Linked DNA regions of Mus musculus: regions 1, 2, 3, 4, 5 and 6 are each linked to region 7. The links are chromatin loops, found by intact Hi-C in ENCODE. Cell type or tissue: heart. All regions are shown on one strand.

Region 1 (4,000 bases), 640 kb before region 7:
ACAACAAAAAAAACCCAACCTGTCTAGAGCTTCAGGAAGTACGGATCAAGAGTCGAAGGCCCGCCTGTAACCATGAGGTCATGGAGAAATCTGCTAAAGTCAAGAGGGGGCTTTTCAGAGTTTTAGAGCTGCTAAAAGCAGGAAAGGCTGTGAAGGTGATTAGCCCTTGCAAGGACAGTTGGTACTCCATTGCAAGGAGTCCCTGTCCCCTGAAGTGTGGGCTGATTTAGTAGCATCCCCAGAACATTTGGGTTCAGTAAAAAATAAATTTACATTTGAAATATTTTATGTGCCCTGGTGTTTTGTCAGTACTCGGCTTTCATTCCTTGCCCATCCCACTTAGCCACACTGGGCTCCTTGAGGTTCTTGACCATACCAAGCCTGCCCCTGTTCCAAGAGGCCACATCTGTTCCCTCCACCTAGAACATAACCTCAAGTATTCCATCCCAGTGCCCTCTCTGGCCTCCTCTAACTCATGTCTGTCCGTGGAGAAATCTGCCCCAGGTCAGCACTAATCCTGTACAAGCATTTTAACTCATTATTTTAACATTTTATTGTGTGTATAAGTGAGGGACAGGGAGGGAAATAGAGGGAGGTTGAGATACTGAGCGTGCAAGCTGGTTCAATTGTGTGGAGGTCAGAGGATAACTTTACACCTTAAAGCTTGATACAGGGACGATCTTATTTTTGGGTGTTTATTCTAGGTTAGTTGGCAGGAAGGCTCTGGGCAACTCCCCAATCCCCACTTCCCATATGGTCCCTGGGATTGCTGGGATTATTAATGTCACATCACATCCTGATTTGGGTGTGTGTGGGTGTGTGTTTGAAATGGTTTGCGTAGCCTTGGCTGTTCAACTTGTAGACCAGGCTGGTTTCAAACTCAGATCTGCCTGTCTCTTGAGTGCTGGAACTTATGGCCTTGGCCTCCACCACCTGCATATCCTGAATTTTTTGTTTGTTGGCTGTCCTGGAACTGGGTATGTAGACCAGGCTGGCCTCGGTCTGCCTCTGTCTCCCAAGTGCTGGGATTATAAAGGTGTGGGCCACACCAGAAAGTCTTGCCTTTTTGTCTTCCAGGGATCACGCTTAATCCTGAGGCTTGTGTGGCAGGTGCATCTGATCAGCCTCACATATTCAAACTTCTGAGCCTGTTTTTCCATAAGTAACCTAGGAGCCTGTTTCAAATGGAGAGTTGTAAATGAGAGGCAGGAGGATCATCACAAGTTGGATGCTAGACTGGTTTACAAATGCATTTCAAAAAACAAAAGTAAACGCCACATATAAGCCCCAGTTGTCTTTCGCTTGTTCCCCCCAGATCTTCCAAGGAGTTTCCCAAGCTAGTGCGACCTCAGTACGACGTTCTCATTTACTTTGATTATATATCGTTATAAATATTAACAAATAAGACTTAAAAAGGACACCTTTGGGAAGGTCAGACAAGATTACAAAAATTGTTTCGTGGCGCTGCAGTTTGAGGATGTATTCTGCAGTCGTCACGTGGCAGCAAAACTGTAAGCAGTGCACGAGTCCGTGTCGAGGACAGCCAGAGTCCATGCATCGGGAGATTCACTTGGCTGGAGAAGGACGGAGGGCAGGACGCTTGGCCCGAGCTCGGCGGGCGGGCGGGCGGGCGGGCGGGCCACGGAGGTGCAGTTCCTCATTTTTGCCACTAGAGGTCAGGAGGTCACTGACTCTGGGTTGGAAGACGGGACTGTTCAGGGATTGGCTAACGGTGGTGGAGGGCGGGGCAGAGACCAGGACGCGAGGTGGATGATGGGCATCAAGAGAGGCCCTGGTTACTGACAGTACTTTGGAATGACCTTTGTTTTTGGTATCAAATTTCCTCTTTGCAACGCTGATGAGCCAGAAGGAAGATACTCGTTTGGAATGAAAGACTGAACTGATTCTGAAACTTCTCAAAGGACCTTTTCCCTTTAGTAGAGATGTAATGTACTGGGGATTTAGAAACGTTCCAGGATCCGGGAAAGTTCCATCACTTTTTAGTGGCCATCACTTTTTAGGTGGCTAGAAGCCCTGCTTCCCACCCTGCCTGTCCCTGGGATTGGCAAGGATCATCATTGAGTCCCAAACCCACTTACTGCCTGGTGCAACAGGGATCCAGGTTTCTTGTCCACCTGAGCCACCTGTTCTTTTGATGAGCTTCAGTCACCTCAGGTATAATAAACATTTAGGTATAATAAACATTTCTGTATCGTCGGGGGGTTTCTAAACTCCTCTCTGAACAAAGCACCCCAAAAGGCAAAATCTGAGTTACTCAGAGCTCAACCAGGTGCACTTAAATATCTGCTCCTGTTTCTAGCTGTATGGGGAAAACATCAGGCCGGTCCCCCAAGTTCCTTGACCTCAGGCTGGGGGTGGGACAGCTGAGTTCCAGGGCTTGGCTGTAGCCTTTGGCAAATCCTAAATGGCACAAATGATTTCAAAGCCAGCTAGAGGGTGAGGTGGCTGACAATAACAAGACTTCTCTGTAAGAGACCTCACTAAGCCCCATTAACTCCGGAGAGAGGGACCTGAGAGTCCTTGTCCTCAGATAGTCAAAAGGCTTGGAGTTTTTGCTTCAGCCCTTCACACCGTGGTGGCCCTGGAAGTTTATCAACAACTCTGGAGCCATCTCATTTATAAAATGGGTTGACCATGCCTCCCACCACACAGGATGGTGAAGATTCAATAAGAAGGCGTTTGCCAATTCAGTAACAGGCGACACCTTTTAAAGAGGGAAACCCAGTCTCTTACAAGCAACAGGTGGCTTGGTGCTGTGGAGAGCTAGAGACCTATTTTCCCTGCCAACTAGGGAAGGCTGGTGAGCACTGTGGATTGGAATCATGTTCTGGGACCCCGAGTTCTTATTTCAGCTGTAGGAGGGTTCTAGGCTTAGGGCAGGACCCCAGTGTCTTATCACTCAGTGATGGATTGAGGAAAATGGGGCTCTGAGATGATGGTGGAACTCCTTGGTTCCCTGTTCCCCCTGTGCTCCTGAATCCCAGTTGGCAGGAGGCAGTTGGGAGCTTCAAGACTGACCAGTGTCCTACCCTTTCCTAGAAACTGAGGCCAGAGTTCTCAGCTCCTGAGGGCAGAACCCCCATCCCTCCACCTTCCCCCAAACAAGGCTTTCTATTTTCCACTGCTGGTCCTGACTGTCTTGATAGGGCCAGGATGCCATAGGTAGCCGTGAAGGACCTAACACCAGCTTGAGCTGAGGGGATGAAGAAGGGAGGGACAGGTGGGCAGGAGGGATGCTTGCTTCTTTCCACATTAGTAGGATCCCTTTCTCATTCCCCTGAAGCTGACTGGGAATTTACGCTGAGAACAGGAGCAGTGTGCATTGAGACCCCTTGGGAGCAAGATCAAATGGGAGAGCTTGGGTTTGAACATTGTTTCCCAAGTGCTTGTACACATCCCTAAGCCTAGCTCCTGCCTAAAAGCCCAATGCTGCCCTAGCGCAACCCTAGGCCCCCATGGCTCCCTGTCCCCTGGTACCCTCTTTCAGGCCTCCTCTTTTCTGTATTTGGTTTTCTCCTAGCTTTCAAGCCACAGCTGGGTTTTCAAGACTGTGCTGAGCCCTGACTCTCATGGGATGCCTTCCTTGCCCTCCACCCTTCAGCAGTCAGCAGTACCCACAGCCCCTGCAGACAACTGGCTGGTTCTGGTATGCTGCACCCCTTTGTAGCAATATGTGCACCCAGATGCCCTGCTAGAGTGGGAATCCCCGTCCCAGAGGCTCACGGAGTCTATCTGCCCATCAATGCACAAGCAAGTTGGAAGCTCTGGCTGGCTACATTGTCTGTCCTGGAGTCCTGGGCTCTGCCTGCCCATTGTCCTCCCTGTAGTCTCCAGGCAGCCAGAGTACCCCCATTTCTGGGCTTGCAGCAGGGCTCCACCCCTCACCTCCAATAGGTCCTCACTGTAGATAGCCCTTCCTCTGGATGGAGCTGAGGCTGAGGATTCCCCCAGCTCTGGCCAGCTTGGATGCCCAGGGAGC
Region 2 (4,000 bases), 320 kb before region 7:
CTAGCAGGGCTTTAACTACTGTCCTCTGTACAGCTGTGTTGTGAGGACAATGGGAGGCCCCTCTTGACATGTGGTATCTTTTTAGCTTGCTGGCTAAGGCTATAAGAATCCAGCTGTGTTTTAAAAATATATTTATACAATAAGGAGAAAAAGGCAAGAACCACACACAGCATCGATTAGCAGGAATAGGAAACAATTGACATTTTACTCCAGTGCTTTTGTTACTCGGTTTATGACATCCAGATGTGGCTGCTTAACAGAGCTAGGTCTCTGCCTGTGGAGACAGGCCTCTTTGGATGACCTTTGCAAGTGCCTTGGCCACCACCCCCACTCTGCACAAACTCTTCTTGCCCTACTTTCCCATGGATCCTCACAGCTCTTATGCGGAGAAGGCACCCAGGCCAGTCACCTCTGTGGCCCCACTGCTGGGCCTTCACTTGTCACCTCCTGGCCAAAGCACCTTCCATCTAGCTCTCTAGGCCATGACCCCATTGCACACTCAAACCAACACCTGCTCCCTCAGCTGGAACTGCCATCACCTGCCACTCACTACCACATGATTTGGTTTTGGTTTGTTCATCTGTTTTGAGACTGGCTTTGAACTTATGACTCTCCTCTTGTATTAGCCTCCTGAGTGCTGGGGTATAGTATGTGCTATACACCTGGTTCTTACTATTTTTTTTTTCCAGGCAGGGTTTTACTATGTTGCCCAAACTGGCCTGAAACTTGTGATATCCTGCCTCAGTTTCTCCACTGCTGGAATTACATGCATGTACCACAGCACCTGGTTTTAGCACTTGAGTAAATATTTTTCTGTACTGTGTAACAGGTCAAGCTTTCCCTATCCTGGTGCACAGTGGGTGATGTGAATCAACAGGGCCCATTCCCTGATTTATGCTGTAATTCCACAGTACTGGGAACAGCACTCCAGCAAGTATCTGCCATAGACACAGCTGATTTACAGTGTTAAGGTCTCTGTGTGCACTAGTGGGTCTCCCCTGGGGTGGCGGTATTTGTTCATGCTCCCTCAGCCCACTGCCCTGGCTAGTGTGTCAGGCTATCCTTTACGTTAGTACCCAAAGTATGTTTAGATGACCATCTTCCACATTTTGTTCCTAAGGATGGGAATAAAGTGCAGAAGTAGAGGGGGATAGGGGCCGGCACAGTGAAGAATGAGGAGGAGGAAGAGGAAGAAGAGAAGGAAGAAGAGGAAGAGGAAGAAGAGGAGAAGGAGTAGGAGAGGAGAAATGCAAGGCAGAGAATGCACTGGAGTCTGCTGAGGGTTTCATCTCCACACAGATGACACTCTGCAGTGACTTTATCTATCCACCTATCTCTTCCTACCACCCCAACTGTCTTTACCCACTTCCTATTTCAGAGCCCACCTGATCATAAAGCATGGAGCACTGTTTACCAAAAACACCCTCTAGAGATCTATATTTTTGTGCAATGTCCACCAAGTTACTTTTGGCATTGTTCTCTATTGCAGATGAGAAAGAAGCCTAGTGAGGAAGCTTGCCTGTGCCCTCTTGCACCCTGCACCAGCATGCATCCAGATGCCCCAGTGGAACCTCTGAGGTTCATTGCTTATGAAGTACTGGGCCAGTCCGACTAAGTATCAAGCACTCACTTCCTGTACGCAAGGCTTGAGGGCTGTAAGGTAAGATTGAAATACATTTAACTTAAAGAAGGTTATCACTGACAGCAGACGTTTGACAAGATCTTCGTGTAGGATTAATGGAGAAAGGGCTGCGTGGCCCAACAATCTGCAGCCTGGAACACAGGGAGTCTTTTCCACCTGAGAGCAAGTGTGAGCAAGTAAGGGTTTACAAATGCTCAAGTCCTGGGCAAGGGCTGTGGGCTACTGAGAATCCCTGCAGCCTTAGAATAGTCACAGTTCAAGGGAGTGACAAAATGCTGTTTGCGGAATGGGCTGCAGAGAAAGCCTGCTGCAGAATCAGGGAGAGAACAAAAGGATGTAGCTAGAAGTGAGAGGTAGAGCCAGTAGGAGCAGGAGATGCTTAGCTGCATAATGAGGTGAAGCAAGTCTGCTACATGAGATCCTATCTCAGAAGCCAAAACCAAAGAGGGATCAGGTGTGAAGGAGAGAGTGTGGCTGTGGCTGAGATGCAAAGTGAAAGCCCCTGGCCTTGAGTGAGGCAGTGAGACCCTTTTGATTCCCACTGCTATCCCTTCAGACCTTTACCTTTTTTGAGATTTTATTTATTTTATGTGAATGAATGTTTGCCTGCATATTTGCCTATGCAATATGTACGCGCAGTACCCAAGAAAGCCAGCAGAGGGTGGTGTATCCCCTGGGATTGGAGTTGCAGACTGTTGTGAGGCCCCATGCGGGTGCTGGACATTAAACCCAGATTCTCTGGGAGTAGTCAGTGCTCTTGACTGCTGAGCCATTTCTCCAGCTCCTCATATTTTTAATATCATACAACACATTCTTTTTTCCCTGTTTTCTTTTTGGTCTTTCTCTCCCATTAGCTTATAGATGTGTTATAAAATATGATGTCATTTATTCCTCCCAATAGCTATAAAGGGGAAGAAACCAAGGTTGGCAACTTGAAGTACCTTTGCGCAAGGTCACAGAGTCACTGGCACTGACCTCAGGTCTCTAGAGTACTAAGCAGATACATGCCACACTGCTGTTCCTGACTCCCCCGCTGAGAGAAACCTCATGGACATGTGGTTTCCTTCTCTCTCTTCTCTGCAGCTTGAGCTTTGTGCCCAAGAACTGTGTAAGCATTTGCAGGTTTCACATAACATACTGTTAGGAGTTCTGCTGATTAAGTTAAAGATGAATGTGGAGTAAAGAGTATTACAGGGAACGATGAACAAAGGAGAAGAAGCAATCGTCTCATTGCAGACTGGGCTCAGCATGATACGTGTGGATGGATCTGAAGTCAGCATTCAGAAATAATAAGTAGACTGGAAAGCAATGTAGCAGCGGCACTGGGAGGAGGTGGCCCAAGAGTCCCACACAGATTCAGCATGCATGCACTCAGAGCTGCACCCACTAACGTGCACCCTTCTCACTTCTCTTGGGCTGGAGGTATGGACTTGCCTCTGGGGTGGGCCTAGGAAGAGACTGGGGGATGGGCTACATATGGACAAATGGAGGAAGCAAGTAAATGTATCGAGAGTGCGAGGAGCCGTGCATCTTGCTATTGTGTTATAGAGGCAGTAATCAGCTTGGGAACTCCTGTGGTGCTAGGTTAGACTAGAGGTCTTGACATGAACCCACAGGCTTTAAGGTCCAGGTAGTATGAAGACAGCCTGTGTGTGGATGCATCTACACTCATGTGGGCACACGTTTCTCAGCTCTCTCAGCTGAGTGCCCAGGAACAATGGCACTCAGCACACTCAGCACTCTCACACCAGAGCCTGGTATCTGAGGTCACTCGCTACAGAGGAAATGGGGAGCCTGGAAGCAAGCATGACCCTAGGGCTGGACATAATGCACAAGATAAGCCTGGTGTGCCAGAAAGAAAGGAGAGTGCTCAGGAAATGATAGGGGCATGGAAAAAGGATGAAGAGCCAGCTCAAGAGGTCCTCCTGGACACATCACAGGTAGCCTGAACACTAAAATGATCAGTTCTAGAGAGAAAAGGGCAATAGTGGGACAACTGAGGCCGGTAGCAGCACCGTGCTGACTTTCATGTCCAGCTTTGTTGTTTGGGCTTCACAACAGGGTTTTGCTCTGTAGCCCAGACCGACCTGGAATTTAAGGCTCTCCTGCCTCAGCAACTGAGCATTAGATCACAAGCACCTCCCACTGCACACACATCATGTGCGAGTTTTGATAACTTTCCTAAAGGTATACATTGATTCTAATATAAAGTAAATTGAATACTTAAGGGTATTCTCTAGCCTCCACACACATGTGCACTCACACTCTTACCATGAACACACATACACACACACACACACACAAATTTCAAGCCATCTTCAGCTATGTAACAAGTTTTAGGACAGCCTGCCATACATG
Region 3 (4,000 bases), 150 kb before region 7:
GCTGCCGAAATGGCCCAGCATCTAACTGATATTTCAGAGATCCCAGTTGAATTCCCAGGGCTCATGTTTGGTGGATCATGTTGGGTGGCTACCTTTAATTTCATCTCCAAGTGATCTGCTCCTTCTGGCCTCAGATATGTATACTCAGATGTGCATAAACAGACACATTCATATACATGTAATTAAAAATAAAAAAATGTACATTTCATTTTTAGATCAGGAAGCATCACTGGGTGTTGTGAGCCGAGGACCTTACAAGGTCAGGGTGCGGAGGCTCTAATCATACTGCCTCAGCACTGAGCTCTCAGATCCCCAGGGATAGGCTGGATCCTTAAACCCCAAAATACAGTGAGGTCAGAGAAGACCAAAGCAGGTAGTTGCACCTGCTGAGTAACCATGGGAAGGAGTGGGGGTGCTGGAGTTTGGAATCCGTTCTAAACACTACTTCTGCAACCACAAACAATTGGTTTAGAGTTGAGGTTCCAAGCAAGTATTTGTGCTACATCTTCAAGCCCAGCAGCTCCAATGACTAGGTTCCTGTCGGACTCCTTTGCTGCTTATTCTAGGAAGGCTGAACAAGTTGCTGCACGTACAACAGAAACCATAGAGCCAACCCTTCCCTTTCCATTCCTTCAGCTCTAGTAAAACTCTTGGGAGAATCAACTGGGCAAGCTGCCCATGTACCAGGTGGCAGATGCCAGGGCTTTGGGGTGCTTTAGGAGAGATTACTGGTAGTGTTTGGTTTTGTTGGCTGTGTCCTCCCAGGAAGAACACTGCCTGCCCTCCCAGGGTACTGCACAAACGTTTGATGTGGGTGGGTAGTCCATGGGTTCCTGAGATTCTCAGTCTCTAGTCAGCTTTTAAAAACCAGGAAAGGCCAAAGCCTTTTCTCCGAGGGCGGAGGGATATGTGTGTGAGAGTCTGCGACAGACAGAGATGGGGTTTCTTTCTCTATGTAGTCCAGGCTGTCTTAGAACTCACAGAGCTCTGCCTGCTTCTACTGGGATTAAAGGCATGTGCTGAGCCCAAAGTTTTTTTACTGTGGCCCACAAAGGCTGGAACACAATGTGAGCTGAGGGGGACTGTAATGACTATCACAGCAGGCTGGGTTTTAAAGGCAGCAGGGAAGAATTCACACCACTCTGCTGAGCCTGCTGGCATTTAGTCTCCCCTTCAACACCTCAGAGAGTGCTAAAGAAACAGAAGGCACCAAAAGGAAGCAAGCAAGCACACCTCTGCCAGCCACTCTCCTGTACTTAGTCTCCTGCATTGTGTGCAACTTGAGGCCATTCTGCTATCCTAGGTGCAAGACGGATAAGAAGTGTATTTGTCAAATGCTTTCTGGCCAGTGTTAGAACTTAGCCTGGGGGCTGGGGTACACACATTGTCCTTTTAAGTGACTGACTACAGGGGAGTGCTTGTGGCTATGTTCTTGCTGAGCAAACATGAAAAAAATCACGGGCTGGAGAGATAAGAGCACTGGCAGCTTGCTCTTCCATAGGTCCTGAGTTCAATTTCCAGCAACCACATGGTGGCTCACAACCATCTGTAATGAGATCTGATGCCCTCAACAATGTATTCATAAAAGAAGTTGGAAAATCGCTATCATGAATTTTCACCTTTGAGAACAATGAATGTCACCATTTCCCCAGGAAACAGGAATAAAATGGAGCAGTCAGAGTTATGGAAACTGGAAGGGAAACTGAAAAACTGGCCTAGGCTCCTGCTTGGCTTTGCAGGGAGGCCCCCTGTAGTAGTAGCTTTGGCCACAAGGTGGCAGGCCTCACCTCAGAAATGGTTACACAGGCTAGAGAGTTGGGACTTGCCCTGGGCTTAAGTTGTTCAAATGGAGTCCTAGCTCCCCCTGCCAAAGAGTACTGCAAACTTGGATTATATCTCAGCTCAGTGGAGATCAGAATCTGAAATTCAAGAGAATATAGACATTAACACAGTTTCTATGTCTAGCCTCTGGGAGATGTCCCATGTGTTCCTGTCACAGGAAGCTTACATGCATAGCCTTGCCCAGTGCGTTTGGTCCTTTACCTCAGCCAGTTGCTAAGTGGTGAGAATCCTGGTCACTTAGACACATGGGGCAAAATACTACTTGACATCTTGCTCCAAGGGCTCACAGCAACTTCTGATGACTGTCACCCGTGCTGAAGTGCATCAGGGCCACACAAAGTCCCAGCAGCCCAGCCTGCCAGGATTCTCTGACCATGGGTTGTACTTTAGGCCCTGGGGCTCCTACCTCCACCCAGCTGCCTCCCCAGCCGCTCAGTGACGTTCTTGCCATTTGGGCTCATCTTGTTTTACTTTCAAGAAGTATGTTGCTTTTAACTACAACAGTCTTTTCCCTTTCACTCCAGGAGGGAGTGAATACACAAACAAAATAAACTAGGAGCCAAATTAACTGATGAACTGTTTCTAAACAGAGCAGAGTCTCATCTGAGCAGCTGGGGCTACAGCTGCCAGCCCAGTCTCACTGGAGTCCCAGGAGGCACGCCCGCTCAGTGCTCAGTGGCCCAGTGTTCTGGGATTGGCCCTGCACTTCTCCCCTCTGTATAGCGATTCCCAGCTGTGTCATCTACTCAGGAAACCTCAGACTTGGGGTGCCCCATCACCAGTGCTGCTGCTTCATGAGTGGGAACAAAAGGTGGGAGGAGGAAGCAAGAGCTGCAGCAGGGTTACTCGCCCTCCTTGCCGCTCATGGGGATGAGGGCGAGGCACACCCCAGAGTAGCTGGTGAAGACTATATTCTTAGCTCTAGTCCTTACGATTGCTATTTGAGGTCTGAGCATCCAAAGTCCAGCCCTGAGGCCACTGAAGCCTACTCAGGGCAGTATGATGGCTTTTCAGAGTTGTAACTTTAAAAGGAAATCTCAGCTGTTCTTGAGGAGTTACATGCACTTGGCCTAATACAGTCCCGGCCTGGGAAGCAGCCCAGAACACTACAGGCGTGACCCACGTAGCAGTGGTTAGTTTTAATTGTCAGCTTCACGCCCTCTAGGATCACCTGGGAAAGGAATCTCAACAAAGGACTGCCTAGGTAAGTTGGCCTCTGGGGCAGTCTGTGAGGAATGAATGATCTTGATTACTTTGTTAAGGTGTGAAGAGCTGCCCACTGTGGGTGGCGGCATAGGATCCTGTGTTGTAGGAGTGACTTCTGGCTCTGATGGACCCTGGAACTGAATTGTAAAAGAAACTTTCCAGTAAGCTGTTTGGTCACAGTGTTTTATCACAGCAACAGGAATGAAACGAAGACCTTCATCTTTCCTCCGTAAAGTATGTGGAGAACACCCTATGTTCTGATTCCCCTGCAGCAGAGTTCCCAGCACAAAGCAGAACTACTATATAAGTCCATATACAGCCTTTGTTCCTGGAAGGTTTACCACGTATGCTCACAGGCCCTTGCCTTAATAATGAAGTCATGGGCTGGAGAGATGGCCCAGCGGTTGAGAGCACTAACTGTTCTTCCAGTTCAATTCCCAGAAACCACATAGTAGTTTACAACCATCTGTAATGGGATCCCATGTCCTCTTCTGGTGTGTCTGAAGAGAGTGACAGTGTACTCACATACATAAAGAAAGAAAGAATAATATAATCACAGTGAACGGTGGTCCCCTAGAAAGTCCCCTAAGCAGCCTGCTTGGAGGCATTGTCAATAAGGGATATAGATGAGGTAACCCCTTTAGTATAACCATTGTGGGAGAAACTTTGTAAGATCTTGGTGGGCTCAGGACTGGCTGCACAAGACAGTGGGAAGGGAGAAGGGTGCTCTTGAACCTCTGCAGCCCCTGGGTACTGCCACCCTGGCTTTTGTACCTCATTGGTGTTGTGGTGCTACAAGGCAGGCACAGGTCTGCCCAGGCTGACAGAAGAAATGTCTCTGTGTACAGAATGTGAGCACCTCAGCATGTGGCACTGGATGCTAGCCCAGGCCACTCCCTATGTGTCGACTCTGTGCAGCATTTTGACACACGTGTCCTCACTTGCCCGTGTT
Region 4 (4,000 bases), 230 kb before region 7:
GGCTCAGTGGGTAAGAGCACCCGACTGCTCTTCCGAAGGTCCGAAGTTCAAATCCCAGCAACCACATGGTGGCTCACAACCATCTGTAACATGATCTGACGCCCTCTTCTGGAGTGTCTGAAGACAGCTACAGTGTACTTACATATAATAAATAAATCTTTAAAAAAAAAAAAAAAAGAATATCCCTAAGAGTCTTCTCTTCCCAACAAGAAGTTTTTTGTTGACTAAAGTCTCCTGTCAACTATATTAAGATGTATGGTCATAATATTAGAAGTAACTGTGTAGGTTTTTGTAAGGTTTTGTTGATAGAGGGAGAAAGATCTTCCTTAAGGGAACTGACATGGGGTTATAGTGTAAGAAGAAGCACATTAGGAGCTATGGATATTGCTTTGTGGTAAGACACTTATCTCATGTGCCAAGGATTTGTTCAACCTCCAATACTAATAAAAAAGAAAGGAAAGAAAGAGTGTGTCTCATTTAATGGCTATTGGGAAGGTAGCCCAAGTAAAATAATTCTACTACTAATAATTAGCATATATGGACCATTAATACTTTATTTTTTTGTTTTTCAAGACAGGTTTCTCTGTGTATCCCTGGCTGTCCTGGAACTCACTTTGTAGACCAGAGGTTGGGGAGACGTGTGCATGTGTATGTGTGTTTTGTCCAGGAGTAGTTTTCTCCCTCTATTTTGAGGATCCTGGGGAAGAGACTCAGGTCAGCAGGCTTGGTGGCACAGTGCCTTTACCCACTGAACTATCTCACTAGCCCTCAGTCTTTTAGTTATGGTACAGATTTGTCTTAGTTTGCTTTACATTGCTGTGATAACACAGCATGACCAAAAACAACTTGTAAAGTAAATAATTTATTTGGATTACAGGTTATAGTATGTCGTCATCAGGTGAAGCCAAGCCAGGAAATGGAGCAGAAATCACGAAGGAATGTTACTTACTGGCTTGCTTTCCATGGCTTGCTCAGCTTGCTTTTCTATACAATCCAGAACCTGCTGCCCAGGGGTGGTACCTCCCACAGTGGGCTGGGCCATTCTACAGCATCAACCAAGAAAATGCCCCCACAGATTGCCCGTGGGCCAATCTGATGGAAGCAATTCTCAACTGAGGCTTCCTTTTCCCAGATGACTCCAGCGAGTGTCAAGTGCGCGCGCACGCGCACACCAGCACAAGGGTCATTTTCCAGTATGCCGCCCCACAACCCTATTCTGTCATTCGTTTCCGCAATGGAAGTATCCCACTGCCAATTCCAAACCACTCCAAGAGTTTAACCAGAGAAATGGAAGAAGCCGCACTAGCTGGAAAATGAATAGAGTCTTAAAATCAACCATAATCCGAATTCTCTAGTCACGGGGCTCCCTCTAGGTTTATCCTGTCAAAGAGGACAGCTCGGCCCAAACTCAGCAGGGCGTAACAACCTCGGAAACACAGAGCCTAGAGAAGACGTGTTCGGTCCCCAGGCTGAAAAACCCATCCCCACCTTTACCACCATCCAGACTTCCGCTCAGCATAAGAACCGCCACCTTTCCAGCCTAGCAGGGGAGATTCGACCCTGGCCTAGAGCTGCCCCTTCCACCGCAGCTTCCTCCCGAGGGGGTGGAGCGCTCACCTGCTCGATGGCGAGTTGCACCTCTGGCGTGAGCTGCAGCACAGCCTCCAGCTCCTCCACAAACTCCAGTTCCTCCTCCTCCATCATCCCGCCGCTCAGCCCCCGACGCCCTCTCCAATCCTGCTCGCGACCTGTCTGTCACCAGGACCCCAGAAGAGCAAGCCTCCAGGTACGGGGCTCGAGGGAGCCGCTACTTACTCGGCTAGCCTGGCACTTCCGGAGAACTGGGCACTTCCGGGAACCGGGGGACTCTGGGATAGCGGAGGACTGACTTCCGCAGGCATGGCTGTCAAGTCCCTGGAAAATCTCCAGACAACCCTTAACCTCAAGTTCCCTGTTCGCACGCGGCGGGTTCTTAAGATTGAAAGCCCTCTCTTCTTCGCCCAGGGCGCATCCCCCACCAGCGCCGTAGTGTCGCCCGGGCGCCCCAGAGAGCGGTAGCCACGGCAGTGTCCCAATGGATGGGCAATAAGCCCCGCTGGCCATGAAGCCAACGTGCAACCCGCTCGCTGGATCCCCTTGGTCTAGGGCAGTCTGTGTCCCCCTGCCATCGGGAGTGAAATGACCCCAGCTGGTAAGTGGCAGTGTTGCCAAAGACATTTGAGGTTTGGGAGAGCTTCTGCTCCTTAGATAAGGATCTACTGGGCAGAATTGTCTGAAGCCTCCTCGCTAGGGTGGGGAGTAAGGAGAAAAGCGACCCAACGCTGGGAAGTGTTTGGTTTTTGAGACCGAATGTCCGGGCTGTACATCCTTATTTACACCCTTGATAACCTTATGATCTTGAACAAAGTATTCCCATCTGCCCTGCTTACACTACGTTAGATGGGGTGACATTAAATATGGAAGTATTATGCAAACTTAGGCAGGTAGTACAGGAAATGTTAGGGTGTTTAGCCGCGTACATTACAAAAAGAGGAGCCAGATAGCCCTGTGGAACCGCTTTTCCAGCAGGCACTGGAACAATGATGGAATTGCAGCCAAGGGAAGGGTTGCCTTACCAGTTCAACATTGTGAAAACCTCGACAGAGGAGTATCTGGCCCTGCTGAACTTTTTTTTTTTTTTCCGTACATATAGTTTTATAAAAATTGCTTCAGGAATAATATAATTTGCTTTTTTTTTTTTAGTTTTTAAAAAACATTATAGTTTTAGGAATGGAATTTTATTGTTGTTTTAGTTTGCCCCCCAAAAATGTGTGAGTAGTATAAGTTTTAGCAACAGCAACAAAAGAATGCTTTAAAATATAATTGCAGGAGGACTGTGAGAGACATCAAGATGGCTCAGCCAGTAGAGCATTTGCCCTCAAGCCTGATGCTTGAATTCATCCATCGAACCCACATGTTGATAAGAGAGTTCTAACTTCCACAAGTTACCCTCTAACCTCCACACATATATTATTGACTCATAAAAGTATTATTTTGACAATTATTTAATGACATAGCGATATATGCACAGTGTATTTCAGAAAGCAGAATATTTATTTCTGAGAGCAAAATTGGCTGGGTGTGATGGTACAAGCCTATAATCCCAACACTTGGAAGGTGAAGAGTAGGTGGATAAGGAAAATGTACTGTCTCAACCAAAAGCAAATGACAGGGAAATATATTTTTTCTTTATTTTCCCACACATCTACAATCAACATATGGTACTTTTTTTTGTGTTTGTTTGTTTGTTTGTTTGTTTTTCAAGACAGGGTTTCTCTGTGTAGCCTTGGCTGTCCTGGAACTCACTCTGTAGACCAGGCTGGCCTCGAACTCAGAAATCTGCCTGCCTCTGCCTCCCAAGTGCTGGGACTAAAGGCATGCGCCACCACTGCCCAGCTTTTTTTTTTTTTTTTCTCCATATGGTACTTTTATTATCAGAAACCATAGGTGCTGTCTGGATGTGGTGGCACATGCCTATAAATACCAGGATTCTGGGACCTGAAGCAGAAAGATGGAGAGTTTGAGGCTAGCTGGACTATGTAATGAAATTCTGTCTTAAAAATCAAAAAACAAAGGCTGGCAAGATAGCTGAGCCATTAAAGATGCTTGTTGTTCTTCCAGAGGATCCAGGACTTAAGTTCAGTTTCCAGCACCTTCATTGAGCAGCTGGCCACCGTGGAACTCCAGCTCCAAGGCATCAGACATCCCCTCCAGGAACACCCACACACAAGATGCACATATACATAATTTAAAAATAAAGGGGACAGAGAGATGGCTCAGCAGTTAAGAGCACTGGCTGATCTCCCGGACGACCTGGATTCAATTCCCAGCACCCACATGGTGGCTTACATCAGTCTGTAACTCCAGTTCCAAGGGAGCCAGCACCCTTTTATAGCTTCCTTGGACACCAGGCATGCACACGGTCTACACATATACATACAGGCAAAACACCCATACACGA
Region 5 (4,000 bases), 410 kb before region 7:
CTGACTGCTCTTCCAAAGGTCCTGAGTTCAAATCCCAGCAACCACATGGTGGTTCACAACCACCTGTAATGAGATCTGATGCCCTCTTCTGGTGTGTGTGTGTGTCTGAAGACAGCTACAGTGTACTTGCATATAATAAATAAATAAATAAATAAATATTTTTTAAAAAGAAGAAGAAGAACAACAACAACAAGAAGTTCAGAACCATCCTTGGCTCCATAGAGTTCGAAGCTAGCCTGGGCTACATGGACCCCTGTCTCTAAACAAATACAATACACACATGTACACACATGTACACACACGTACACACACACACAAAACACCACAAAACTCTTACAAATCAACAATGAAAACCATAGAGCTGTGGAGGTAGCTCAGTGGTAGAACACCTGACCAGTGTTAGCATTTATGAGACCCTTGGTTCACTCCCTAGTACAAAACAAACAAACAAAATCAAGCAAGTCAGCGGAAAAAGATGGGTCAGTGGGTAAAGTCTCCTGGAAGGAGAAAACTCACTCCCTTGAATTGTTCTCTGACTCCTGCATATATGCAGTGGCACGTGTATAAGCACATATGTAAACATACAATCAAATTTAAAATTTAAATTTAGCTTTAAATAAAGCAAGCAACCAAGAGAGATAGGCATATGAGCCTGAAGGAAAGTGAGGATAGAAAGCCTGGGGTTTTGCATGTAAGGCAAGCACTCTAACATATGAGCTACATCCCAGACATGACACACGCTATTCATTCCAAGGAAGTCAACTGATCTACCCAGACTGAAGGGGAATAGAATCGACTGTCCCTTTCTGTGGAAAGGGTGAGATTCCTGGAGGGCTTATAGGATTGGAAATATTACAGCAGGCATACTTAGTTTTGGTTGTTGTGGGAGTTTGTCACAGTGTCTAGTAACTGTGACAAACCACTGTAACCTGACTGTTCTCAAAATCAATTTGTAGCCAAGGATGACCTTGAACTCCTGGTCCTTCTGTCTTCACCTCCCAAGTATTGGGATTACCGACAGACATGTGCCACCATGCCCAGTTCATGGGGTGCTGGGTTCAAACCCAGTGCTCGATCTATATATATTAGGCAAGCACTCTGCCACCTAAACTACACTCCTGTCTCTTTGCAGCCATATTTGGAAAATATGACCGGTGGTGCATAAACCTGAAGGGGGGAAAAAAAAAGCAAGCAACAGATCACACAGGTTTAGTCTTTCTTTCTTTTTTTGGTTTTTCGAGATAGGGTTTCTCTGTATATAGCCCTGGCTGTCCTGGAACTCACTTTGTAGACCAGGCTGTCCTCGAACTTAGAAATCCACCTGGCCTCTGCCTCCCAAGTGCTGGGATCAAAGGCATGCGCCACCACGCCCGGCTTAGGTTTGGTCTTTTTAAATCTGTGGTGCTGGCTGAGTGACACATTTTAGTCTCCTACATGCTAAGTGCCCTGCCACTGAGCTGTATCCCCAGCTCATGAGCACGGTCTTGATGAACTGTCATGGGGGTAGAGGTAGAGTGCTCAGAGGTGACTCAGCAGCTCAAGGCACTTGCTGCTCTTGCAGAGGACCCAGTTTGGGTTCCTCACACCACAGCTCACAGCCATCCGTAACTCACGATCCAAAGGATCTGGTGCTCTTCTCACTTCCGAGCCAGCACAGGTGTGGAAAAGATAGGTCAGTGCCGGCCCAAGGACCCACAACTTCTACTTAGCCTTGACCTGTGCATCCTGGCCCACACCAGGGCTCAAGTAGATTGCAACACAAAGGCATACAGTTAGATCAACAGGGGGTGCACATATATACAATCAAGAGAAACATATACAAAATAAATATTAATAAATATTTTTTTTAAAAAATTTTAAGAAAACAATTTTCGTGTGGAGTCAGGCCTGGCGGCTCATACATATAATCCTAGTTACTGGGGAGGCTGAAGCAGGAAAATCGTGAGTTCAAGGTCTGCCTGGGTTACAATGAGCTCCAGACCATCCTAGGCAACTTAAGTGGTGAGTGGGTGATGGGGCGCGAGGTGCAGGGTGTGGAGACAGCCAGACATCAATAGCTCATGCCTGTAATCCCAGCCCTTGGGAGAGTGTACAAATGGATGAGGAATTCAAGACCAGCCAGTTCGAACTACATGAGACCTTGTCTCAAAAAATAAAAATGGTAAATATTTTGATCACGCATTAGTGGATGGGATTTGTCACTGTCAGCTAAGCATTAATAATCTTTATCTCCTGCCTTGTCCTGTGCGCTTCAACTCACCTGGACTCAAACAGATCAAAACACGCATGCGTACATCTAGAGCCTTATGGTGCCCCTTGCGGCAACTTCCTAGTTGTGCGCGTGGCGTGGAGCGGTCGCCATGGAGACGCGTGGTCTGAGCAAGCAGTGAGCGCCTGGAGCCCGCCAGGTGCGGGTCCTCTGCTGTTTCCGGGCACGCAGGTCGGGGACCCGCGGGCGGATGGCCGGCCGTGGTGGGACCGGTGCGGCGGAGTATGGTGAGGAGGGCGAGGAAGAGGAGGAGGAGGAGGCGCGGGAAGGCGGAGCTGAGGGCTCCCCGGGGTCCAAGCTGCCTCCCATCGTGGGCACCGCCTCCGAGCTGGCCAAACGGAAGGTGAAGAAGAAAAAGAAGAAGAAAAAGACTAAAGGATCGGGCAAGGGCGACGGTAAGAGGAACAGCTAGGGAGGTTGCTTCGGCTCTTGGACCTGAGATTCCTCCCATACCCTTCTACCTGGAAGCCACCTCAGGCTTAGAAACCTGACAGGACATTTTAGGGCAGCCCAGAGATGCCCAGATCTACCCATAAAGACCATGTTCTCACCAGCACAGAGAGCCTTTAATTAACACGGATATCTACCAACTAAGTTTCCCAGTGTATCCAAAGAGACCACACCCTCCCCTAAGAACCTCAACATCTAATATCTCTGTGTGGGGTCCCACACAGAGGCCATGCAGACACCCACCCCAAGACCTTCCAGCCCCTCAGAGAGTGAGCTTCTTCTACCCACCTCCTCTCAACTTCCTAGCCCCTCAGCCAAAATATACCCTTACTCACAGACATTTCAAAGTTTGGAGTCACAAAGAGACTAACCCATTTGGACAGATACCAGCTGATATTCGCTCCCACAGGGGAACAGACTTCAGGCTCCCCTCTGGTGCCCTCCTAACTCCTTTACCCTTTAAAGGGCACATGCTTCCAGATGCTGTGTAGGAACCAACTCCATGTAAATGTGTGCAGAATCTTCCCTGCGTGGACTCCGCCAAGAGACAGCTATATATGGCAGAAACTCACACCAACCCCCACCTCAACACCAACACTCTTTATACTGCCTTTTTATAGCAATATGACACTCTCTGACAGACCTAACGTACAGTTTGCTCCATCATGCATATACATGCAGTCTACACATGTGTGAATTTGGTTAGACACTTACATGTGTTGACGCCAACACAGACTGAACACCTACACAGGCACTCACATGCATAGCTACACCCTCTCACCACACACACACAGATCTTCTAGATACTCATATGCGTAGATACACTCCAAACACTAGACCCACACAGGTGTTCTAGGCATGTGCATAGATGCCCTCAAACAGCTCAAATCACACCCACAACATGTCCTCCAGTCTTGCTCACCAAGTCCTTCACTTGCATACACAGACATCAGCACTGTCCAGGAACCCAGAGTCCCTGCCTCTCCCAAAGTTCATTCCCAGAGCCTCCAGATGTCCCAGCAAAGACACTCCGGCCACTCCAAAGAAGAGTGCACTTGTGAAGCAGAATGGCCCTGCTTGTGGGTGATGTAACTCCAGGGCAACCTGTGTGGCTTTGGCCATCAGGAAAGTGGCCCTGACCCCTGATATGGGTGGGCCTGGGCTCAGGTGTGGGGCATTGGCTCTGTGTGCTGAGCAGGCAGTGGAAGGAACAGCAGTTTTCCCACAATCCTGTGGTTTGGGGAAGGGAGCATGGGAGTCTAAGAATTACTTCTTCAGGCT
Region 6 (4,000 bases), 630 kb before region 7:
CCCAGCATGTTGCTGTGGGCTTCACACACTCACGGCTGAAGCCCGCCCATGGGAGTTCATGAGTTCAACGCCCTCCAAGTGCACGTGGTGGAAGGAGAGAAAGGACTCCTACGAGTTGTCCTCTGACCTCCACAAGCACACACTCTTCAGTCTCCTAGGTGGTTAGGATGACCCTGACTCCTGATCCTCCTGCCTCTACTTTCTAAGTGCTAGGATTACAGACATGACCATCCAGTTTCAAGTTGCCGGTCTGTTATATGAATGATCCTGGTTTGTTAAAACAAACATTAGGAAGGCTGTGTGAGCAAACGGTGATGACAAAGGGTATGTAATGAAGATGTGTATGACACTTGTGGGGTTGTTTTGTATTTGTGACACAGTCCCCCTAGTTCTCAGTGTGTAGTCCAGACTGGCCTTGTACACTCCATCCTTCCGACTCTACCTCTTAAGTGATCATGTGCGCATTGCTGAGCCTGGCTTACACAATACTGGTTAATGGCCAATCTGCACCATCATCCAAAATTGTAACAGTCTGTGTGCTCTTCAACTGGTAAACTGATTAGCAATTCATGTTTTCTGCACATACCGAAAGCTATGCAGCCAATCAAAGATGGCATCCCCAGTGTATATACTGTGTGGGTGAACCTTAGTCAAATCATTCATTGCAGGAGAGAAGCTCAACTAAGCAGCATCCAGAAGATGCTTGATGTGAAATCTGGAAAAGGCGATGCTACTGGGATAGACAACAGGCCAGAGGATGCCTGGAGCTAAGGGAATTCTGGGTAAGAGCAAAACATCTGGCTTTTTGTATCCGCTGGTCCTAGACCCTTAGATTCAACCAGGCGAGGGCTGGATTTGGTGGCGCATACCTGCAATTCCAGTTCTTGGAAGGTTGAGGCAGGAAGATTACAAGTTTATGGATTGCCTGGGGTACACAGTGAGATCCTGCCTCAGCCCCTGTCCCTGCAAAGTAGGAGGAAACTTCACTTGTACTGAGCCTCTGACGCCTTTCTCCATCTTTACTCAGAGGACAGATAGCATGTTGACATATTCCCCGTGGAAGGGAGGAGCCCCAAGCTGCGAAAGCATCCTGCTAGCACTCCAGCCAGTTTGCTTGTGCACATCAGCACCAAGGGAGACCCTAGGTTCTGGGTCACCCCTCCATGACCTGGAGTTGGAGTTCACCCAGCAGATTGGCACTGAACATGATTTCAAATGTTGGTTCCACATCTCAATTCTGTCTGAAGAGAAATGCAGTGTGACTGGTGGAGGTGACACACCTGGTGACCCTCCAACGCTGCTGCTCTTTGCCTCCCTGTCTCCACTCAGGAGTGTTCTGCATGACCCTTGGTGCCTATGGATGATGGTGCAGCTATAGATGCTATAGATGCCCAAGTTCTTACATAAATGAGCTGGCATCTGCACAGAACCCTCCACGGCCTGCTAAGTTCCCTCTAGACCCTGTATGATAACTCAGCCACTGCAAATGCTGTACACATGACCGTTACTCTGTAGCTTAGGGACTAATGGCAAGGAAGAGTCTGCACATGCTCAGAAGAAAGCTTTTTTTCTTTTAGATTTTTAAGTTCTTATTTCATGTGCATGTGTGAGCACCTGCATGTATCTATGTGCACCCTGTATACACCTGGTCCCCTCTGAGACCAGAAGGTGGCACCAGAGCCTCTGGGAACTGAAGTTACAGGTAGCTGTGAGTCAAGCTGAATTCTTCCCAAGGCTCTTCTCAGGAGATGATCCCTGTGAACTCAGATGGCATTTACACTATTGTGAATTGTGCCAAGCACTAAGGGTAGGCTATGTGGCACTTGCTCCCTTCTTCTCTAAAAGGCCACCTCCTTCTACCTAGCCCCTGGATCTCTAAGAGCAGCCTAACCCGGTCCAGATCTACTCTTGTGGGGCCCAGGCCACTGGTACCACCCCTAGCCAGTGTCTATTTGTAGCTTTTCTATCAGTGGTAGGGAGAGGAGACACGGGGCCTGGGCACACAGGAAGACTTGGCAAAGGTCTCCTGCCAGTTCCCCAAGCCTCCAGGCTCCCGGCACTGGGCCTGCCTCTTCCTAGAACTTGCTTGAGCTACTAGTGACCTTGTATCACTGGACCCAGGTTTGATCTCCAGCGCTGGAGGCCCATGTGTGGCAGTTCACATCATCAGCTGCAGAGATCGCATTTGAGGCGGAGGCAGTAGCATCTGAAGATCATGTAACTTGAATTTGGCTTCGCAGTAAATTCAAGGGCAGCCTGGAATACATGTGGCCATGTCCCCTATGTCCAAAAAGAGATAACTATTCCCTCTCCCACTGGGCGACCCTTCTGCAGACTTCAGTTCCCCCATCTATGAAATGAGACGGCTTTGCTTAACCCCAGAATCACAAAAGGAACCCAGAAGAAAACACCCTGGTGGACAAAGCTGGTTGCTCTGAGGAAACCCCCTTAGTGCCTCTCATGCTGGGCTCTGGCTCCAGCCATATAGGACTCTGGTTCTCCCAGGTGAGCAGGGGAGTCAAGCGCAGGCCTGGTCGCACACTCACGTTTTCACATAGGGGTCCGAGTAGCCATTAGCATCCATGGCAGCCAGGTGTGCACAGCGCACGATGCCCACCAGCAGGCCCTGCTTCTGTGAGCTGTACTTGAGGGAGATGAGGATGCGGCCTCGCTCTTCCAGAGACTTGTCCTCTGCCTTGTCCACCTGCAGGAGAGGGTGGTCACTCTGCTGTTCTTGTCTGCTTCCACCTTCCTAGCTAAGCAGACAGTGAGGCTGCCCCTAGTCTCCTCCCCTCACGTCCACCTGAGCATCCCTCCTCGGGGTTCTGCTAGACCCCTCTTTGACAGCCTGAGCCTTTGCTTGCAACTGTGCTCTGCTTGGGACTGACCTGAGTCCCCATGTGGTCATGTCCAAAAACCTTCCTGGAGATGGGAGTCCTGAGAGGTGAGGAAGGGATGCCTGTTACCCACAGGCCTTTCTCCAAGGTTCATGCGCAGAGTAGACATGGCTAATTGATCCCAGCACTCACCCTGAATTCAAATACAACCTTGGCATCCTTCTAAACCCAATACTCAGTCAGTCATGATCAGTGGTACAGGTGTGGGGTTCTAGGCTCTGCATGTAGTGTATACGAGCAGAGATTTTCACAGGCAGACAGAGGACACTACCATACTCTGGACTGTTTCACGTGACAGCCATTAAGCCATGTATTTACTTAGAACAAGTAAATATAATAGAGTATAAAATCTAAAACACAAAACTATGCCCTTACAACCAGAGTGGTCACCCCAAATGCCACCCCTGTGGTCCCTGTGTGCTCACAAACTGGCCAATGAGCAAGGAGCAAATTCAAGGGAGGCTCGGCAATGGCCAGAGATGCCTCTGGAATACTCAGCCCATACTCATGCATGCTTATCCACATACATGTACACACATGTATACACAGTGCACATGTGCACATATACTCCATGAGCATTCATGCATCCACAGGCACAGAGTTTTGTTTAATCTGAGGTCAGAACTTGGATATGGGAGCTGGAAGTGCCCTCCTGAAAGGTGTACACCATTTGGAAAATTTGGGTCACCTCAAGTGACATGGAAAGTTCTACCCATCACGCATGCACCCGAGTGGAGAGAATGTGACATGAGAATACAGTCTGAGAAATCCACGCACAAAGGCACTGTCTCAGCTGCTGGCTGGATTCTAAGGGCTGGACTTGGGTCCAGCTTTTGGAGCAGCCATGTTCCAGGGTCTAGTCCTGCCGGGCCTGGCACACAGGGATTAAATGCTGGGATTCCTCTGTTTGGCTTAGGCTTTGAGTAAACAGACATGTCCTGACATTAGGAGATAAAGGGCTTAGCCTGTCTTTAGCCTTGAGCACTGGGGCTCCTTAGACCCTCTGCCCTATAAACCAGAGGAAGGAGAGATGAAGTGAGAAGGCAGACAGGAAAGTGATTGGAAAGGAACAGGCACCAAGGCTCTGGGAGGGCTCAGCTGCT
Region 7 (4,000 bases):
AACCTCTGAGAATGATTGAGGGGGCTCAGTGGTTAAGAGCACTGATTGCTCTTCTAGAGGAACTGAGTGCAGTTTCCAGTACTCCCATCACGTGACTCACAACCACTCGTAACTCCAGTTCTAGTGGACCATTCCTCTCGCCTCTATGGGCACTTTTATACGTGCAGTATACAGGTTGGCCTTAAAAGTCAAAGACTTGCTTGCCTTTGCCTTCCCAGTGTGGGACACTCCCCCCCCAAGCAATAATGATTCTGACATAACACTTCTGAGACTAAATAAGAATATGGAAAGCAAATCATGAAGATGGGGGATGGCCCAGGCAGAGCTGAGCTTGCAGTGAATGAAGCACGGGTGTCTTCCTGGCAATTCACAGAGTTAGCATTTGTGTCCTGGCACAGCAAAGGATCTGAAACATCAGATGCATTTCCTGTGGGTGCTTAGAGATGTTTCTGTGGATGATCTGAAGAGACGGGCAGGAGGCAAGAGATTAGTTAACAGTCTAATGACTGGGCAGTGATGGGAGGTAACAAAACTTCCTTGGCAGTGAGCATGAAAGCAAAGGGATGGACTCAAAAGACAGGTGTGTATAAGCAAGAAGAGAGTGATTCACCCAGCCAGGAAACAGGAAGTGCAGGTGTGTGTGTGTGTGTGTGTGTGTGTGTGTGTGTGTGTGTGTGTGTGTGTGAAAGAAGTTCTAACTTCACCTGTAGCTCCTAGTTACTCTCTGCTGTTGGAGGACATTAATCAAAGCCCCTTAATTGCAAAGTCATCTGTCCAGGATCTGGAGAAATGGATCAGGAGTTGAGAGGGCTGGCTGTTTTCCAGAGTTCCTGGGTTCAATTCTCAGCACCTATATGATGGCTCACAGCCATCTGTTAACTCCAGTCCCAGGAGATCTAATGCCATTTGCTGGCCTCCCAGGTACTACGTGTACTCGGTCCACAGACATACATTCAGGTAAAGACTCGTTTGAATTAATTTAAAATAAATAAAATCTAAAAATAAAGTCACTTGTCCAGTACCCACTGTGTACAACAAACCGGTCAGCTAAGCAGTATCTGTTGGCACATACCTTCTACCAGCCATAGGGCTGTGACGTTTTTCCATTGTTAACCATAGTTGTATGCAACTAGTATGTATATAATACTCTATACTCAGCTTGCTCGCTCTCTCTCTCTCTCTCTCTCTCTCTCTCTCTCTCTCTCTCTTTTCTTAAGCATAGTTTCTCTGCGTAGCCATGGCTGCCCTGGAACTCACTCTATAGACCAGGCTGGCTTCAAACTCAAAGATCTGCCTGCCTCTGCCTAACTGATTTAACTGATTTAAGGCTTGCTAGACCACCACTCAGTTCATTTGTTGGCCTCCTTCTTTATTCCTTAAAGGCTTAATAACTATGTAATAAAATACATTTAGAACATATGTATGCCATGTTTCAACACTTACTTACAAAGCGCGTACATTCGATCTCAGAATACCAACCAGCCTGTGGTTCTAGTGAATCAGGTAGCTGCATCACTGCTGCATGGCTTAGAAACAAAGCAGACACGCGCGTCCCCTGCTGCAAGCTCAACGAACTGCAGCCTAACAGGAGCCCGACCGCTCTTCAGCGGCTTCTCAAGAGTTTTCAAAGGAAGTAGCATGTCCAGTGAGCACGCACGGCTTTCTGGGAAGTGTAGTCAGATGTTCGAGTTAGAACTACAAATCCCGGCACGCACCGCAATGGGGCCCCTAGTTGAGGGGTGTTCTTGAGATATTGAGTCTTGTCTGATTGCTTTTAGCAATGTCTTACAAACTTGGCAGCTGTTTAAAGAGGCGTTGAGGAAGCACGATAGCTCCCTCGACGCTGATGCATAGGCAGACTTTGCTTCTACACCTTCTTCAGTGTGGCGAATCTGCCGTTGTCGTCACTCTGGCTGGACGCCTAGGTAAGCGTGTGGAATCGGCTGTGGGAAATACGAAGTGAAAGGTACTAGAGCCCCTACGGTCATGGCGGCTACCGCCCCCAAGGCCGGGGGTTCAGCTCCTGAGGCAGCGGGTTCTGCCGAAGCTCCGTTGCAGTACAGCCTTCTTCTTCAGTACCTGGTGGGCGACAAGCGTCAGCCCCGGCTTCTGGAGCCTGGCAGCCTGGGCGGGATCCCGAGTCCTGCCAAGAGCGAGGAGCAGAAGATGATCGAGAGGGCAATGGAAAGTTGCGCCTTCAAGGCTGTGCTGGCCTGTGTAGGAGGTGAGACGAGGCTCGAGGGGCCCTTGGGATGCTGAGGGCTTGAAGAGCCTTAGGATTCCTTATCAAGACAACGCGTTTAGGAGGCAAGGAACCTGTAGGTGTCGACCTTGATTGCACCCGGACTTGCTCCTTGAACCCGGAGATGTCTCTCTTGACCCTGGGGTTAACAGTCAGGGTATGCAGGATCCTAAGTAGTTGCTTTCTGTCGTTCGTTTGTTTGTCATTTCATTCATTCATTCAACATGTTGTTACTATGTAACTGTCATGAGCGGACAGGAGCCCTGAAGGTCTAATATTAGGACCCAGAGAGAATGCTGTAGACACATAGGGAGTTGCAAAATTGTCCTTAAGGCAGAAGTTTGGAGCTTGGAAATTATTGCTGGGTGGTGGCGGCCCAGGCCACGGGGGTGGGGGTGGGGTGGGGGGAGGGGCTGAGACAGACAGGCAGACAGACAGAGCTACATAGAGACACCCTGTCTCAAAATAAAACAAAAAACAATGAAGACCAGTATGATTAGACAGACGGGGTGGGGCTGGGATAGACATTAACAACCCCCAACACACACACACACACACACACACATTCACATTTTGAGGATTTGAGAATGTACAGCATATTTAAAACAGACGGGGTGGGGCTGGGATAGACATTAACAACCCCCAACACACACACACACACACACACACACACACACACACACATTCACGTTTTGAGGATTTGAGAATGTACAGCATATTTAAAACGTGCAGGTGAAAAGGTTAGGTATATTTGTAGATGAATTCAAATTTCATTACAAATGAAAAACATTAGCCGGGCAGTGGTGGCACACGCCTTTAATCCCAGCACTTGGGAGGCAGAGGCAGGTGGATTTCTGAGTTCAAGGCCAGCCTGGTCTACAGAGTGAGTTCTAGGACAGCCAGGGCTACACAGAGAAACCCTGTCTGGAAAAACAAACAAACAAACAAACAAAGCAGGGAGGAAGAGGCAGTCAGATCTCAGAGTTCCAGGTCAGCCTAGTTTATATAGTGAATTCCAGGACAGCCCGGGCTCCATAATAGAGACACTAACTCAAAAAATCAAAATAAACAAGCAAGCCAAAAAAACCCCAAACAACCAAACAAAACAAAGTTTCAAAAAATGTAGTAGAAAGAGAGTTTGGGAGCTAGAGTGATTGGAAAGCAAGAAATTCTGGGAGAGGAGGTATCTGGCTTCCCTGAGCTGGTCTTGAGGTGATCATCCTAAGAAGGCATCATGTAGAAAAGGCTGGGGAGCAAGCTCAGTTGGTAAAGTGCTTGTCATGCAACCATGAAGGGCTAAGTTCAGTTCTCAGCATCTCTCCAAAAAAGCCAGGTTTGGCTGGGTGAGGTGACCGGGACCTCTAAGCCCAGCACTGAAGAGGAAGAGGCAGGGGAATGAATCTCTGAGTTTGAGGCCTGCCTAGGCGGTCTGCATATTGAGTTCCAGGACAGCCAGGGCTGTTACACAGAGAGACCCTGTCTTGAAAAACAAAAACAAAAACAAACAACAACAAAAAGAAATTGGTGTATAGTTCCTGAGGAATGACATCCCAGGATTGACCTCTGGCCTACACCCACATACACACAAAGAATTGTCCAAGGCTCAGCCAAGTCATTTGTCCACAGCAACATAAGACTCCACACTTAAGAGTCACGTGACTTTGAAGGCAGTTACTTAACCTCTCCAAGGTTTGGTTTAGAGAGGCCAGCTAGTTGGCACTTGAACACACCTTTAATCCCAGCACTTGGAAGGCAGAG

What was found. A loop is a pair of places that touch in the nucleus more often than their neighbours do. Peaks named below come from ENCODE experiments on the same cell type or tissue, not always from the same donor. Only the 100,000 strongest peaks of a DNase experiment are listed, where the experiment ranks them.
Region 1: it touches region 7 in a loop (2.2-fold over the local background); 6 of 42 quality-filtered maps call a loop at or near these places.
Region 2: it touches region 7 in a loop (4-fold over the local background); 13 of 42 quality-filtered maps call a loop at or near these places.
Region 3: a loop joins it to region 7, with 6 times the contacts of the local background. A loop is called at or near these places in 41 of 42 quality-filtered maps.
Region 4: a loop joins it to region 7, with 3 times the contacts of the local background. A loop is called at or near these places in 12 of 42 quality-filtered maps.
Region 5: a loop joins it to region 7, with 2.5 times the contacts of the local background. A loop is called at or near these places in 2 of 42 quality-filtered maps.
Region 6: it touches region 7 in a loop (2.3-fold over the local background); 10 of 42 quality-filtered maps call a loop at or near these places.

Annotation. Positions count from the first base shown.
Region 1 is chr11:75,767,742-75,771,741 of GRCm38, forward strand. It overlaps Doc2b (double C2, beta), which reads right to left. Exons shown (of 9, transcript NM_007873.3): 9 at 529-4,000. Among named protein-coding and RNA genes, the nearest start is that of Gm12339, 26 kb to the right of the region's middle. In heart, no CTCF peak of the experiment used is centred here; a DNase peak (open chromatin) is centred at 1,720; H3K4me3 peaks cover 612 bases; H3K27ac peaks cover 254 bases; H3K27me3 peaks cover 899 bases.
Region 2 is chr11:76,083,786-76,087,785 of GRCm38, forward strand. The region is part of intron 13 of Vps53 (VPS53 GARP complex subunit); the gene reads right to left. Among named protein-coding and RNA genes, the nearest start is that of Rflnb, 58 kb to the left of the region's middle. In heart, a CTCF peak has its summit at 2,295 (motif pointing right); no DNase peak of the experiment used is centred here.
Region 3 is chr11:76,251,565-76,255,564 of GRCm38, forward strand. No RefSeq gene overlaps it. Among named protein-coding and RNA genes, the nearest start is that of Mrm3, 9.8 kb to the left of the region's middle. In heart, a CTCF peak has its summit at 1,763 (motif pointing right); DNase peaks (open chromatin) are centred at 1,777 and 2,507.
Region 4 is chr11:76,177,796-76,181,795 of GRCm38, forward strand. Vps53 (VPS53 GARP complex subunit) reads right to left here and starts at 1,843. Exons shown (of 22, transcript NM_026664.4): 1 at 1,618-1,843. The coding sequence starts at 1,704. It also overlaps a transcript of Tlcd3a not described here. In heart, no CTCF peak of the experiment used is centred here; DNase peaks (open chromatin) are centred at 1,126 and 1,856; H3K4me3 peaks cover 2,134 bases; H3K27ac peaks cover 1,702 bases.
Region 5 is chr11:75,997,603-76,001,602 of GRCm38, forward strand. 1700016K19Rik (RIKEN cDNA 1700016K19 gene) reads left to right here and starts at 2,310. Exons shown (of 2, transcript NM_198637.2): 1 at 2,310-2,664. The coding sequence starts at 2,460. In heart, a CTCF peak has its summit at 2,316; a DNase peak (open chromatin) is centred at 2,369; H3K4me3 peaks cover 830 bases; H3K27ac peaks cover 200 bases; H3K27me3 peaks cover 1,611 bases.
Region 6 is chr11:75,774,454-75,778,453 of GRCm38, forward strand. Doc2b (double C2, beta) reads right to left here. Exons shown (of 9, transcript NM_007873.3): 6 at 2,547-2,704. Among named protein-coding and RNA genes, the nearest start is that of Gm12339, 19 kb to the right of the region's middle. In heart, a CTCF peak has its summit at 1,656 (motif pointing right); no DNase peak of the experiment used is centred here; H3K27me3 peaks cover 465 bases.
Region 7 is chr11:76,405,219-76,409,218 of GRCm38, forward strand. It overlaps Timm22 (translocase of inner mitochondrial membrane 22), which reads left to right and starts at 1,925. Exons shown (of 4, transcript NM_019818.5): 1 at 1,925-2,224. The coding sequence starts at 1,987. In heart, a CTCF peak has its summit at 1,566; a DNase peak (open chromatin) is centred at 1,633; H3K4me3 peaks cover 1,657 bases; H3K27ac peaks cover 1,069 bases.